2 separate regions of the Homo sapiens genome follow, and region 2 is linked to region 1. The links are chromatin loops, found by intact Hi-C in ENCODE. Cell type or tissue: mammary epithelial cell. All regions are shown on one strand. Links, peaks and the distances in the headings refer to the core of each region. The heading gives the core; the rest is flanking DNA. Region 1 overlaps ATE1 (arginyltransferase 1). Region 2 overlaps ATE1 (arginyltransferase 1).

Region 1 (2,932 bases), core at 321-2,820:
TTTTAAAAATGGGAGTTGCCCTGCACAAGCTCTCTGCCTGCCACCATCCATGTAAGACATGACTTTGCTCCTCCTTGCCTTCTGACATGATTGTGAGACTTCCCCAGCCACATGGAACTGTGAGCCCAATTAAGCCTCTTTCTTTTGTAAATTGCCCAGTCTTTGGTATGTCTTTATCAGCAGTGTAAAAACGGACTAATACACAACATTTTTTATTTTTAAATTTCAAATTTACAGGAAAATGACAAGAATAATACAAAGAACATATGCATACCCTTCACTCAGACTCCCCAGTTATTAACGTGTTACCACATTTGCCTTATCACTTTTTCTGTTTTACTCTGTATTTTTTTCTAAACCATTTGAGAATAAGTTTCTGATATATTGCACCACTGTCCTTCAGTATCCCAGTGTGTATTAGCTGAAAACAAGGACACTTTTTTTTACATTACTAGACATGGCCATCAAAACCAGGAAAGTAACATTGAGATGTTACCATCTAATCCACACACCCTGTACAAGTGTTACAGATTTTCCCTGTAATGTCCTTTATAGCACAAAAATGCATACACACATACACAAGCCTATGTTACTTTTCTCTCTGTTTTTTTAGACCTAAGGTTCAAGTGAGGATCCTGTGTTACATTTATTGTTGTGTCTTTTTAGGCCCCTTTTGTCTAGAACAATACCATAGTATATCCTTGTCTTTTGTTACCTCGATATTTTTGAAGAGTCCAGTCACTTTGTAGTTTTTCATTTGTGTTCATCAAGTATTTCTTTGTAATTAGATTCAGGTCACATAGCTTTGGCAAGAACACCCTAGAAGTGATGCTGGGTTTGTATTGCATCATATCAGGAGGTATACAGTGTTAATTCATCTCTGTACTGTGACTTGAATTTTTATCACTTGGGGAAGTGGAATGTACCAGGTTTCTCCACTGTAAAGTTGATAAGTATTTTGTACATGTTAATAAGTAATTGGTAAATATTTTGTAGAAAGCTGTCCTGAGATGGTGTAAATATCCTATTGTGTCAGACTTATATCTACTGGTTTTTACATCCATTGACGATTCTTGCCTCAATCACTTATTACTGAGATGGCTGCCAAATGATGATTTTCTAATTCTATCACTACTTCTACTTTTATTAGTTGGCATTCTACAATAAGGAAAAGCAGTCCTCTTTCCCTGTTTGTTGTTTATATTGACTCACGGAATCTCATTCTAATCAATGTGTTATAAAATTGTTACTTTCATTATTTATTTTGAATGCTCAAATTGTCTCAGATTTGGCCAGTAGGAGCCTTTTCAGGGTGACTCATGTTTTCTTTTGACAAGTCCCCATCATTTTTTGAGCACTTCCTTTCTGGCACAAAATATTTCAGACTCATCTTATACTTTCTCTGACTCAGTTCTATAATTAGTCACGTCTCCAAGGAGCCCTAGTTATTTTTTGTGAAGAGTAATATTCAGAATACAAGATGTGAGTAATAAGTATGCTCATTGCTACCGGGGTTTCATTGCTTCTAAGCCCTCTCAGCAGACAGATCTAGGCAATATATGTGAGTTTATACACATACGTTTATATCTACCTGTGTATCTGTATGTCTATATCAGGGTATAAAAGTCATGGGTTTTCACCAGTATCTGGAATTTTAATCCAGCACAACAGTTTGTTCTAGTCTTCTCCTTTTCCATACTTGTAGCTCCATTCTCTGACTGAGAAATCTGGCCTCCCCATTTTCTCAGTATATTTATTTATATGCTCAGTTCCCTTGTATGTAACTAATTTCTTGACCACATGGGGCAGAATTGGCCCAGTCCTGCCAGCCTGAACTCACAAATGTCTCTTTGGCCCAGCCCCAGCACATAAACCAACTTCCCTCTCATCTTTGAGAAATCCTGTAATAGCATGTTTTAATTTACGTTTCTTTCATTATATTCTATGAGTTTTTAAGCCTCGCCTTTATTAGGATAAAGATAAACGGTGAAATAGGAAGTGTCTAAGATGAGTATTTAGGGGTCAAAACATAGAATAGAAATTTGAGAGTCCTTATTCATCATCATAAGAGATTTTATTAGCATTTTACTTGGCCAGTATTTACAGATCCTACCAGCAGTATATGTGCTGAGGTGATAAAGTTGATGTGATTTTTTTGTATGCAATTGCCTGATTTTTGCATTCTTTCTGCTTTTCTCTGGTGACCTTTTACTGGACTTTGATACCAAATGACCATAATATCAAAATTAACCTGGAGTTCTTTCTGGCTAGAATCATCTTGATAAATTATATAATTTATATTTTGTTATGTGACTTTTGGGAGCCAATGTTGTTTTTAATCAACATATCATGAGTTTAACTAAATTGCATAGATTTTTTTCCTTTGAAATATTATATTTTAGCCATGCCAGTTCAGCAAGAAAATGAAATAAAAGGCATTCAGATTGGAAAGGAAGAAGAAACACTGTCTCTATTCTCAGATGACATGACCTTGTACATAGAAAATCCTAAAGAATGTAAAGAACTATCAAATAAAATGAGTTCAGCATACACAGAAATCAATTTTATCCTACACACTTAAACAGTGAGCAATTTAAAAATGAAATTATCAACAGTTGCGTTTACAACAGCATTAAAATAGAATTGTTAGGAATAAATTTAACAGAGCAATGCAAAAATTATATTCTGGAAAATACAAAACATTGTTCAAAGAAATTACAGAAGACCTAAATAAGTGAAGAAAACATCCCATGTCCATGGATCAGGAGACTTAATATTGTTAAGATGGTAGTACTCCTCAAATTCATTTACAGATTCAGAGCAGTGATCTATTAAAATCCCAGCTGGCTTCCCTGCAGAAACTGACAATCATAAAATTCACATGGAAATGAAAGGAACCCAGGATAGCCAAAACAATCTTTAAAAAGAATAA
Region 2 (2,932 bases), core at 102-2,601, 70 kb before region 1:
TGTGTGCCTAATGATACTCATCATATTAACCTTACTTTATTTCCCATAATTCCATCTTGGGAATTAGTGGAAACTATATTATTTAATAAATTATTATATAACTTAATATTTAAATTAAAGTGGAAGGTGGTTGGTGGAAATTATAATTTCTTTTAAAATTAATCCATTCTTAAAATTACTGTATTAATTTCACATCTCAAAATTTTATATATAGGCTTTTTTCCTTTTTTTCTTTACTTTGTCTCCTTTTTGGCGTATGCTTGAAAATAGCTATTCACTTTTTTTTTTTACTGTAAACATAGGGTTTCCCATGCTTTTCAAATATTTATTATTTGCATGCAAAGCTTAGTTCTCTCTTTTTAACCCCTTCTCATTTCAAAATGATTACATTTGAAAATGAAAATTAGAGTATATAGAAATGTTGTTAGGCATAATTAAATTTTTTCCCCCATATTATCTCTCAGAGTGCTGTGTAAGGCCATTCTATGATCTGAAGAAGGTATTTTGACTGAATTTTTTATACAGACATGTATGCTGTCCAAAGTAGACAAAGTGATTTCAGGCGGTCTGTTTGGTATCATGATGTGGCCAGACATCAGATCATTGAAACATCAGAAAGAGTTCTGAAATGTCAGAAAAGAAACAAAAGGCTAAATCCGTCTGTGATTAATTATGCTTATGTGAATGTCTCAGCTTGATTGTGAGAATTGGAATTCTGCAGGGCTTTGCCCAAAAGTAGGTGCTTGGCCTTACTATTATGATAGTAAGCACCTACAAAAAAATGGAATTAACAGAGCTGCGTCTGCAAAATCATGCACTACTGAAACCCCCAAGTTTCCAAGCTTTTCAAAGTTTCCTGACCAAACACGTTGGTAAATGTTATTTCACTATAGCCTTGCAGGCCGGGGTGATGCATGTGGACACACGTGGTAGGTGACTTTGCTACTACTGGACTGAAAGGAATACAAATGATCTCATCAGTTAACCCACAGCACAGGACAAAATACTGGATTCTTTTGATTCAGCATGTTTTCTTGATGTCAGATGTCCTGTGAATTAGACGTAGTCAGTGAGAAAAATTACCACAGGAGAATTTAGTAAGGGATTTTTGATGCCCCCTAGAGGTAGTGGGAGGTAAAAGAATTCTCATGGTCATCACAAATTCTTATTTAGAACACTGTCACATGTGGGGAATTTTGCCACACCAGAGTCAAAGCAGTTCTTTACTGTTCTAAGCTTCTCATTACAGATGAGAAAATTGAAGCTCAAGATGGTTAGCTTGCCCAGAGTTTGCCTTAACTCACATTTTAATTTTACCCACGAGAAGAGTTTGAACTTAAGAATTGAAATTCATGTAAATGGCATTGCTTATCAGATATATGATAAGGTGTATAAAACTTTCAATTTTGGAGTATCCTAAAGCACTTGCCATGTTAATTAAAGGTAAGTTTTAAGGGGAATTCAAGTACATTTAATCGTGTATATTTTTCTGATCCTTTGTCTAATCTCTCTCTTTACAATGAACTAGAAAGCTTGATGTAGTGCCTGATTCCCAACCTTGGAAAAGAATCAGTATCTGTGGAGCTTTCTAGAAAATGCTAATGTCTGAGCTCTACCCTGGCCTACTGAAGAAGGAAATGTGCTTCCTTCTCTTGCATAGCCCATGCTCTGGCTGCTGGGCACTATCTGTGTGCACGGAAACTTTTCTGCCTCCAAGCTCTGTGTGTTGTCTTGCACTGAGATGTTTTTCACTTGCCCCTGCGTGTAGAAGTACGAACTGCTTTTCCAGACCAAGTTCATGCACAGGTTTTCCCAGGAAGTCATTCTCTGTGTTTTCCCCACTTCACCTTCACCTTCTCTACTCCCTACATTCTAAAGCTGGAGGTAATCTCTTCACTTCCATGACCTCTTCTCATTATTTGTTTTGTTTTGTTTTGTTTTTGTTTTTTTTTGAGAGGAAGTCTTGTTCTGTCGCCCAGGCTGTAATGCAGTGGTGCGATCTCAGCTCACTGCAAGCTCTGCCTCCCGGGTTCATGTCATTCTCCTGCCTCAGCCTACTGAGTAGCTGGGACTAAAGGCGCCCGCCACCGTGCCTGGCTAATTTTTTGTATTTTTAGTAGAGATGGGGTTGCACTGTGTTAGCCAGGATGGTCTCGATCTCCTGACCTTGTGATCCACCCACCTTGGCCTCCCAAAGTGCTGGGATTACAAGCATGAGCCACCATGCCTGGCCGACCTCTTCTCATTTTTAAGTGCTTTATCTGTAGTTCTCCTTGGACTCTGGTTGTTTTTAGGTGTATATGATGAGTCAGTGTTTATGGAGGGCCTCTCCTATAAAACATCGTGAGAGATGCCCAGACAAAAGGAACATTAGACATGATCACTGCTTGTCCATTTGTGAGCAAACTGTGTCTTACCTGTCACTGTCACCAGTGCCCAGCAAATTAATTGGCAAATAAGGTACTCAGTGGAATTAAAAAAAATTTTTTTTGGGGAGCCTGCATTGCATGTGAAAGGTGACTCTGCATGGATAAAAATGAAAAAATGAAGGAAAGTTATGAGTACTGTGCACGGAAGATGTGGTACGAATCAAAACTGTGGAGTTAGGAAAAATTTTAGAAGTTCCCTTTCAGTAGTACAGCTTATGTTTTCTGTGAATTCGTGTCTCTTACCTACCTGTAGTTTCTTTTTAAGTAAACTTATTGAGGTGTGATATAAATACAGAAAACTGTGCCAATCTTACATATACAGCTTGATGAATTTTCACAAAGTGAGCACACCTGTGCAACCACCCAAAACAAGAAACAGAAGGTGCCCAGCACCCCACAAGCCCATCACTACCATCCTTGGTTATGGTCCCATCCCCCAAGGTAACCACTGTTCTCACTTTTAACACTACAGACTAGTTTTGCCTGTTTCTGTACTTTGCATA

The links. Hi-C counts contacts between places; a loop is a spot of excess contacts. Peaks named below come from ENCODE experiments on the same cell type or tissue, not always from the same donor. Only the 100,000 strongest peaks of a DNase experiment are listed, where the experiment ranks them.
Region 2: a loop joins it to region 1, with 4 times the contacts of the local background. A loop is called at or near these places in 3 of 110 quality-filtered maps.

Annotation. Positions count from the first base shown.
Region 1 is chr10:121,752,797-121,755,728 of GRCh38, reverse strand. The region is part of intron 11 of ATE1 (arginyltransferase 1); the gene reads left to right. Among named protein-coding and RNA genes, the nearest start is that of FGFR2, 160 kb to the right of the region's middle. RefSeq lists an enhancer at 1,419-1,478. In mammary epithelial cell, for the core only: a CTCF peak has its summit at 1,807; DNase peaks (open chromatin) are centred at 1,418 and 1,788; H3K27ac peaks cover 1,979 bases.
Region 2 is chr10:121,822,310-121,825,241 of GRCh38, reverse strand. The region is part of intron 10 of ATE1 (arginyltransferase 1); the gene reads left to right. Among named protein-coding and RNA genes, the nearest start is that of ATE1, 100 kb to the left of the region's middle. In mammary epithelial cell, for the core only: a CTCF peak has its summit at 1,116 (motif pointing left); no DNase peak of the experiment used is centred there.